Linked DNA regions of Homo sapiens: region 2 is linked to region 1. A link is a loop called in an ENCODE intact Hi-C map of the cell type or tissue named here. Cell type or tissue: GM12878. All regions are shown on one strand. Each heading gives the region's core, and the rest is flanking DNA. Links, peaks and the distances in the headings are about the cores only.

Evidence for each region. A loop is a pair of places that touch in the nucleus more often than their neighbours do. Peaks named below come from ENCODE experiments on the same cell type or tissue, not always from the same donor. Only the 100,000 strongest peaks of a DNase experiment are listed, where the experiment ranks them.
Region 2: it touches region 1 in a loop (3-fold over the local background); 1 of 110 quality-filtered maps calls a loop at or near these places.

The regions. Positions count from the first base shown.
Region 1 is chr5:159,454,480-159,459,160 of GRCh38, forward strand. It overlaps LINC01845 (long intergenic non-protein coding RNA 1845), which reads right to left. Exons shown (of 7, transcript NR_027110.2): 4 at 3,946-4,322. Among named protein-coding and RNA genes, the nearest start is that of LINC01845, 9.5 kb to the right of the region's middle. RefSeq lists enhancers at 2,312-2,651, 4,164-4,333. In GM12878, for the core only: no CTCF peak of the experiment used is centred there; DNase peaks (open chromatin) are centred at 2,472 and 3,992; H3K4me3 peaks cover 585 bases; H3K27ac peaks cover 1,149 bases.
Region 2 is chr5:159,177,243-159,181,923 of GRCh38, forward strand. The region is part of intron 4 of RNF145 (ring finger protein 145); the gene reads right to left. Among named protein-coding and RNA genes, the nearest start is that of RNF145, 30 kb to the right of the region's middle. In GM12878, for the core only: no CTCF peak of the experiment used is centred there; DNase peaks (open chromatin) are centred at 1,959 and 4,139; H3K27ac peaks cover 3,275 bases.

The DNA.
Region 1 (4,681 bases), core at 342-4,341:
TCCCAGTACCCTACTTGGGCACAATAAGGACTATTTAGTGAAAGAACATTCACAATTGAGTGAATGGATGAATTCTAAGGGTGGATCACTTTGAAAATACCTGAATGTCAATCTCATGGTACCAAGTTTATATCAGAATTCAACCTCAAATTAACTAACTTCCATTCCAGATCTGTTCCTTTCTTGGTGACATGGCAGCATATACATGCCTCATTTTCTCCTGCCTTATATCCATATCCTCTTGGTCTGGTGGCACACCTTCCATTTCTTCACAAGCAACCTGGGATGATTAGCTTAGGTCCCCAGCCCAGCCCTACTCAATGGATGAGCTTCAACTAAGATGGGGACAAGGAGGCTCTCCTGGGATTTTGCCTCTCAAAACCATGGATCATGTGCCTCTCCTCTCCTTCCACTTTCTTTCTTTTTTTTTTTTTTTGGCTTAAATTAAGCAGAGGTGCCATTTTTTGCTTATATTCAAAGAACTCATATCCTCAGACACCAGGAGGGGAGTTCCAGACTTATGAGGCTATACAATGGTATGGTTAAGGTCTTGGGCATTGCAGCTACATTGCTTGGGCTTGGATCCCAGTTCTGCCATTTTTTGGCTATGTGACCCTAGGCAAGTTACTTATGTTCTCTGTGCCTCAGATTTCTGATCTTCAAAGTGGAAACATTAGCTGAGATAAAGCATGCAAACACTCTTAAAACAGTTTCTAGTGCATGGTGAACACGCAGTATATATCACAGGGTCTTGACCATCCAAGCAACTTGAGAAGAAAAAAAAATGATGGAATTATACTTCTTTAAACAAAAAAGAAAAAAATCACAAATCACAGAATAAATTGGAATGAATTCAATGAGTTTTCAAGGGCTGCTATGTCTTCCTACCCACTCTGATGTGGGGTATGTACAGAGAAAAACGAATCTGGAGCTGTTTCTAAAGGAGACATTTGAAAATGAGCTTGTGCCTTTTTATTTTTCAAGAAAAATCAGAGGCCAGTGGCTATATGTGCTGTTCTCTCTTTCTTTTCTGGGAAAGTTCATGAGTTCTTGGCCCCAAATAAGCTTAGTTCTCTACCGCTTCCCACAAGGAAATTAAATTTTCAGGTCCTGCACAAAAGTTTAGTTATCGCTAATATAATCATTGGTGCTGTCACTGTAGGTCTGTAGGAGCTGAGTGGAAGGATGGAATTTGACAGCAATAAAAAAGTTCTCCCTCTTCCCCTGCTCTCAGACACTTGGATACCCATTTACACATATGTGCACAATGTGACACACACCCTCAGGCACACATGCACAACCACACACACACATACATAAAGGGATGGCTTTCCCAGAGACAGTTATCCTGAGTGATGTTTTTAATCCTGAGTTTTATCCTGAGTGATTTTTAAAAAAACTAAATCCATCCAGTATTTTTGGGTGCCCACATAGCCAGAGCTGGGCATGGGGAAATGGGGAAGAAATTGGTGCTATAAGCATGATTAAAGCTGTAGTCCTGGTCCTGCCTTCTAGGAGATTCTGAAGCAGTGTTTTGGGAGTGAGAGACACCTACCAGTATCTAATAAAAGGTAGGTTGTGAAAAGGTTATATGAGAGGTTAAAAAGTTGCTAAAGGTTGCTTTGCTTTCTTTCTTTAATTTTTAATGTGACTCTGGAGTAGTTTCACAGGTTCTCAGTCTAGCTTTGGAGTCAACCAGCCTTGTTCTGCATTGGTCTGGATTTAAATACTGGATTTGCTGCTTATGAGTAGTGACACTTACTGAGCCTTGGTTTCCCAGTCTGTGAACAAGGTACGAACATCACCTGTCTATATGTGTTAAGATTGCATGTGCTGGAAATCACAGAGGTTAGATGGCAGTGACTTAACCAAATAGGAGTTTGTTTTTCTCATGCAATAAGTAGTTCAGAAGTGGGCAAGCCAGGGTTGGTACCATTGTTCCAGGGACTCATCAAGGACACAGGCTCCCAGAATCATCCAGAGCCACAGGGTGGCTGCCCTGGTTGCAGGCAAGATAAAGGGGAATGGAGAAAATGGCAGGAAGCTGAAGACGTGAGCCAGCCACATCTGTACCCCTTTGGAGAGCTTTCTGGAAAGCCCCATTCACTGACTACATCTTATACTTTGTTGGACACACTATGCCAAGATGACCAACACTATCTGCAAAAAAAAAGCTGGGATATCAAGTATTTTAACTGAACATATAGTTGCCTCAAACAAAATTGAAGTCCTGTCACAAAGGAGGAAGAAGAGACTCCAGCTGTATCTGCCACATGATATTGGGAGAGTTGTTGAAGAGATTCCCTGAGATAATTCATGCCAAACTCTTGGCCCAATGCCTGACATGTGGTGACTATTATTATTAGCTGGGACTCTCCCCATTGTCTTCTCAGAGGATCCTCCAGCAAGGTGACAAATGTAAATGCAGCCTCCTCAGTGTTCAGGGACTCCCCCTTCCACCAGCCACTTTCTGTCTGAATCTGAGTCATGCTCATGACTCAGGCCATCTCATCTCTTCCAGAAAGTCTCCCCTCACCTCTGTGGTCCTCCAAGATATCACCTGCTATTTTCAGAACCTGTAGCATGAAATGACTATATCACCCAAATGTAATTTCAAACATATTTCCTAGTGTGAATAGATCTATATCTCTGTGTTTATTTTTTCTCCCAACTAGGTTACAAGTATCTTGATGGCAGGAATTACATTTTATTCCTACAGCCCTGCCACAAAGCTCTGATTACTGGTTCTTATGCATCTCAGATGCCCACACTGAGTAGACTGTAGGACATTCTGAGGTAGCTAGCTTTTGTTTAATTTGCTGTTGGGCTGAAGTGTGGTGTGCCAGGGATTTGTTCATGTATGTGCAATAATGAATCATGCTCTTTTGGGCATTTGCTGTTTTTTTAAATGTTTTTTGAATTTTTTTATTGATATATAATGGGGTACATGTGATATTTTGTTTCATGCATCAAATGTGTAATAATCGAGTCAGGGTATTTAGGGTTTCCATCACCTTGAGTATTTGTCATTCCTCTATGTTGGGAACATTTTAATTCCTCTCTTCTAGCTATTTTGAAATATATAATACATTGTTGTTAATTATAGTTACTCTACTCTGCTATAAAACAGAACTTACTGTAACTCAGGAATGGAAAACCAAATACCATATGTTCTCACTTATAAGTGAGAGCTAAGCTATGAGGATGCAAAAGCATAAGAATGACATAATGGACTTTGGAGACTCAAGAGGAAGGGAGGGAGGGGGGTGGGGGATGAAAGACTGCATAGTGGGCAAAGACTACTGCTCAGGTGACAGGTGCACCAAGGGCATTTCCTGTTCTATCTGCATCAATTTTGGAAGCTCAGATAGCCAAGGTGTTGTCTAGTAACATACACCAGGGTGACCCCAGAACAAAGGGGGATCAAACGTGAGGTTTAGGCCAGGCGCGGTGGCTCACACCTGTAATCTCAGCACTGGGAGACCAAAGCAGGCAGATCACCTGAGGTCAGGAGTTCGAGACCAGCCTGGCCAACATGGCAAAACCCCATCTTTACTAAAAATACAAAAATTAGCTGGGCGTGGTGGTGGGTGTCTGTAATCCCAGCTACTCAGGAGGCTGAGGCAGGGAGAATTGCTTCAACCCAGGAGGCAGAGGTTGCAGTGAGCTGAGATTATGCCACTGCACTCCAGCCTGGGTGACAGAGCAAGACCCCATCTCAAAACAAAAAAACAACAAACAAACAAACAAACAAAAAACATGAAGTTTAGAATGCCCATCTGGAAGCATTCATTCATTCATTCATTCACTCGTTCACCATTTATGTTCCCGATGTATGCGAGGCACAGTTCTGAGGCCCTCCTGTTGCTGTGTCACCTCCCACAGCTGCTTCCCATCAGCTGCATCCCAAACATAAGAGGAGTGTGTTTAATCAGCAATACTCACTTTCTTCTGATTTTGACTCAAGGGTACTTCCCTGCACCCATCAATTTCAAAACCACTTCCTAAATCTGACTTAGCCACTTGATTTCATGGGGTGCCCTGTCAAATAATTGTGAAAGAAGAACATGAAGCAGGACTACTGTGGGTGGGAAAGCCCCATACTTACCTGCCCCTTTTCTAGCCAACTCATATCCTGGTCCCTTCGGGGTCCCCAGATGAAGTACCAGCAACCCCTTTCCCCACACCCCACCAGTTCAGTGGAAAGGACTTATCTTCAGGAAGATTGGATTTTATGCCTCAAAATGAATGAATTCAGCAAAGAATTTCTGAGCTCTTCTTACGTGTAAGGTACTGTGCCGGCATGGGTGACGAGAACACAGCTATATTAACAAATCAATCAAGTAACTGATTACATATTAGACTGTGCTAGCTGATGAGGATACTTTAATCTTTGTAAGATGGATAGAGCACTTTCTCTGTGCCAGGCCCCATGCTTAATGTCTTATGTACATTTTCTCCTTGGATACTCTAAGGATTCACATCAACACTCTGAACAGGTTGAAGATAGAATGATTATCCTCTACCTGCCCCTTCCCTCCTGCTTTGTGTAGAACCCATCAAGGAGTGGAGAGGGCTGGAGATCTAAAAACAGGATCTAAATCCTGGGAAGAGACCACTTGTCTGTTGGGGTGCCCCATGCCAACATGAGGTGGCCTCAGTTGAGCAGTATGCTGGCATT
Region 2 (4,681 bases), core at 274-4,273, 280 kb before region 1:
GTCTATAGGTGAAAGCATAAAATCCAAGAGATATAATTACTTGTTCAAGATCATACTGCAACAATATTTGTTCTGATAATTTTTTAATCTTTATTTTTGGAGGGCCAAGTAAACTGCCCCAAATAACTAAATCATAAGTTAAAACTAAAAACTAAATAAATTCTTCTCACTGGGGATTACGCATGATCATTACATTAAACACAGAAATACAAAGAACAAAATGGGAAACTCTCAGTCTCTTATAATCCCACAACCCAAAGGTAGTCCTAAGAACACCCTGGGGTACACTGAATGTATGTGACATGATATTTGCATTTAGCCCTTTCCAAATATTCCATAATTATAAAATGCTTTGTATGAATAAGCTTTTACATTATGACATCCTTGTATAAACTACTTGGAACACATTTCCTAATATTCTCTTAGGCTAGGAATTACTGAATCAGAAAAAAACATTTTTAAAGACTTTGACACACTGTCAAGACTGCCCTCCAGCAACAATTTACCAGTGTATAATGTGGCTATTTTTCTATTAACTTGCCATAGTGAGTATAATTTAGAGATGGGAAGAACAGGGAATATTTCCCAAATTTTTTAAATTGGCATTTTGTTGGTTACTAACAGCACTGAACATTATCAATAAGTATATGAAAACATTTGCAATTATTTGGTGAAATGTTCACATTCTTTGCCCATTTTTCTGCTAGAATACGTATCCTACTGCCTGATCGAAATAGTAATCCTTAGTCACATGATTGCATTTTTCTAATATGTCCCTTGTCTTAATATTTTAAATAACTTTATTCTCTTATAAAAGTATGTATTGAAAATAGTCAAACCATTTTTTTTCTTAATAGTACCCACCTTTAGTGCCATGGCTTATTACATGGCTACCCCACTCAAGATTATACAAATAGCTGTATTTTCTTTTAGTAATTTTTAGCTAATTTTTAATTTTAACTTAAAAATTAATACATTTGATTTATTGTGGAATAAGAAAATAAAGATCGAAGTTTGTTTTTTGTACATGTTTAGCTGGTTATCTCAAAACTGGCTACTGGAATCATCCATTCCTTTCTCATTAATTTGAAATGCCACTGTAGTAAACTCCAAAATCTTTTACATATTTAGGTCTATATAAGAACTTGTTACTTTTTGTTTTCAGTGATCTATTCTAATGATGGTACCACCCTGCTCCATCATACTGATTGGACAAGTCCTCTCTCATTGCTCCTTTCAGAATTTCTTGGAGATTACTGAATGTTATTTTCCAGATTAATTTAGAATAATTAATCATATTCTCTCACTTCTTGTCAATGAAAACCAAAATGAAAATTTGGGACTTGTTTGTATTCTATCCATATACATGTTGAATATTCCTAATCCAAAAATCTAAAATCCAAAATGCCCTAAAATCTAACATTATGCTCCAAGAAAATGCTTATTGGAGTATTTTGGATTTCAGATTTTGGGATTAAGGATTTCCAAACAGTAATATAATGCAGATATTCCAAAATGTAAAAAAATCAGAAATCCAAAACACTTCTGGTGCCAAGCATTTTGAATAAGGAAAATTCAATTTGTGTTAGAAAAATACAAAAATGTCAACCATTTTTACATAAGACCAAACACTTACAACAATCTACTATGTCATAAACACATACGGTATTTTATCTCACAAAGCATTAATTTTGGCCTTTAAAAAACTGATACTAAAGTAATGTGAAAAATAATCATAAAGGCATAAAGAAAAGAAAAACTCCTAATTATATAGAAAACAAGAGGCCACCAAATGATCTGGCTTTCACTGTGTTTATAGCTATGAAATTTAAATGTCCTTGTTGAGCACAATGTAAACTTCCTCTAAGCTCTGAAAATTCCCTTAAGTCTATGCCAGCACATGTGGTGCTCAGTGCTGGGGTTACAGGCTCCCTTTATCTTCTTTCATAGAAGAATATGACTCATATGGCGTATTTAAGAGAAGACTACTCCTGCTGACGTAAAAGAAGGAAGGAGTCATATTGTTAGTGGAATTTCCCCTGAAGTTCCAAAAGAATAAGTTGTTTGTCTTCTGATTTGCCTATTTCAACTTTTAACTCTGCATAAACCAAAATCCCAATGTACTCTTTAGATTTCAGGATTCCACTATTAGAAATATCTCCAAGAGGTTGGCAACCCTAAGAAATCATGGCATATTAAAATTACCTAGTTTTTCAAAAAAGTTTGTTACTGAAATGAAGAAAAACACCAGAAAATTATTTTAAAATCTAAGTTGGAAGAAAACATGCTCCTTAATAGTTTATGGACTTTGGAAAGTTGAATCTTAGTTAAGTAAACAGAAGACCATGGCCACTGATAAGAAGAGTTTTAAGAAATATGCTTCATATTTATAATACAAGTATATGCATCATAAACTAAAACTTTACAAGCTTTCTAACTTGGCAAATATCTTCATTATTGAATGTTACCGTTAATAAATATGCCAACTCATAACGATAGTCATAAAGCAACATTATTTTTGTCCTCTGCTGTCTTTTAAAATCCACTCTGTAGAGATTAGTGGTTTTCCTGCCCCTAGATAAAATCCAAGGCAAGTCCCATAACTTTTCTACTCTAGCTTAGGTTACTGTCTCAATTTAATAATAACTGAAACTTTCAAACAGATTTAAAGTTGAGACTTATCCCTTACTCTAGAGTTCAGGCATTCTAGGGAAAGCATTAATTTTTACCTTTATGCTTTAAGATAGAAAACCTGCAAGTGGGAGAGAAGGTGGGGAGGTTGTGGCTGGCTTCTTTCTCTTTTTTGACCTAGCACTTCTCCCTCTCTCTCTGACTTACCAAGGATTGAAGTGGGTAGGGAAGAAGGAGAGGGAGGGAAGTAGGCAGGTTCCTACTTAACTGGACTCTTACAATGATGTGGTTGTTACTGGTGCTTCCTAGACTTGAGGTATCTAAAACTGATTTATTTTCCCCTGGACCCTTTTATGGGTTCTTCTGAAACCGTTCCTATCACTGTGGCTCTCTCACCTGCAGCAGTACCCTTGGTGCTTGGTATACACCCTCAACTGGCCATTTTTGGCTCTTTTCTCAGCTCCTGGGAATCTGGAAGGTCAATCCCTGTTGAGGTCTTCTCATCCATCTAAAAGGCCTTCTTGAACAGGACCCAAGAAAATCCTACACAGACTTTCGGGGCCACTGTCTAGTTCACAAGAAACTTACATCCTTTGCTCTACAATTTCCTGTATCAGAAGATACAGGAAAACCCTATAAGGCATTTTCATTCCACAGTCAAAACACTCAACAAGCAACTAGTCTATTGCTAGTCCTTTATATCAGATTAGAATTATAATGTAAGCCAAATATAATTTTAAATTTTCTATTAGTGTCATTTCAAAAAGTAAAAAGAAACAAGTGAAATCAACAATATATTTTATATAACCTAACATATCCTAAACATCATCATATAGACATTCAATCTATATTAAAAGTTAACAAGATGTATTAAAAGTTAACCTGGTTTGTACCAAGTCTTCAAAATTGAGTATGTGCTTTACACATACAGCACACCTTAATCTCAATTCACCACACTGCAAGTGCTAACCAGCCACATGTGGCTAGTTTTGGACAATGTAGTTTTAGATTTTGCAGGCTGAAAAGGCACAAGAATGATATAGTGGAATTCTGGCCTCCTGGAAAGGTGAGAGGTGGGTGAAGGATAAAAGACTGCACATTGGGTACAGCATACACTCCTCAGGCGACGGATGCACCAAAATATCAGAAATCACTGCTAAAGAGCTTGTCCATGTAACCAAACACCATGTGTTCCCCCAGAAACTTATCTAAAAAATGTTTTCCCAGCCTGGGCGACAGAGCAAGACTCTGTCTCAAAAAAAAAAAAAAAGTTTTTTAATGTAAGAAAATAAAAATAAAAGTGTAACTCAAAAAAAAAAGATGTTCCAGGGTGAGTCAGACACCAGTCCACAGCATTCCCCCCTTCACCACACAAGACACATAACTCCCCAAATGGTCCCCCAGTGAATCCTCTAGTGTAAAGGGCTGGGGAAGTATTTCAGAAAAAAAGAGTTCTCTCTGAAGAAATCCTCCTCTAATCTCTAATATTAGGCCTGTTAACACCTTCTACATGGGTGAGTTTCAAAGTCACAAAACAGGTTTTCTCTTACTTCCTTTTTTGCATTTTGGCATGGTACACTCTGGTAGCAGGGGTCTGGTACTTCACTTTAAATTGTATCTATATTGTTTTTAGGCCTTAGCCAACACTTCTATTTTTAACATTCTGCTACCTGAATATTTCAATCACATCTCAAGTTCTTGATGTTTCCGGACATTCATTTTTGACAATAAGGTCATGGCTTTCAACAGCAATAAGTAAATTTAAGATACTACGTGTTTCATTTTAATCTTTCAAAGTAATAATTAGCTCTATTTAAAAATTAATCTTCTCAAATACTTAAAAAACCCTTAAAAAAACACAAGCAACTGTGCACTATGTACAATATGACTATAAATACATAATCTATACATGGGGAAAAGAAGACTTAAAAAAAAAAAACCACCAAACAATGGGTATATGTGGGAAAAGTCCCCATGAATCACTTTTGAGAATTCCGTTTTAAAAAAAAATGAGTATGCATGAATTTTATAAGTTAGTAAGACTGGTCGG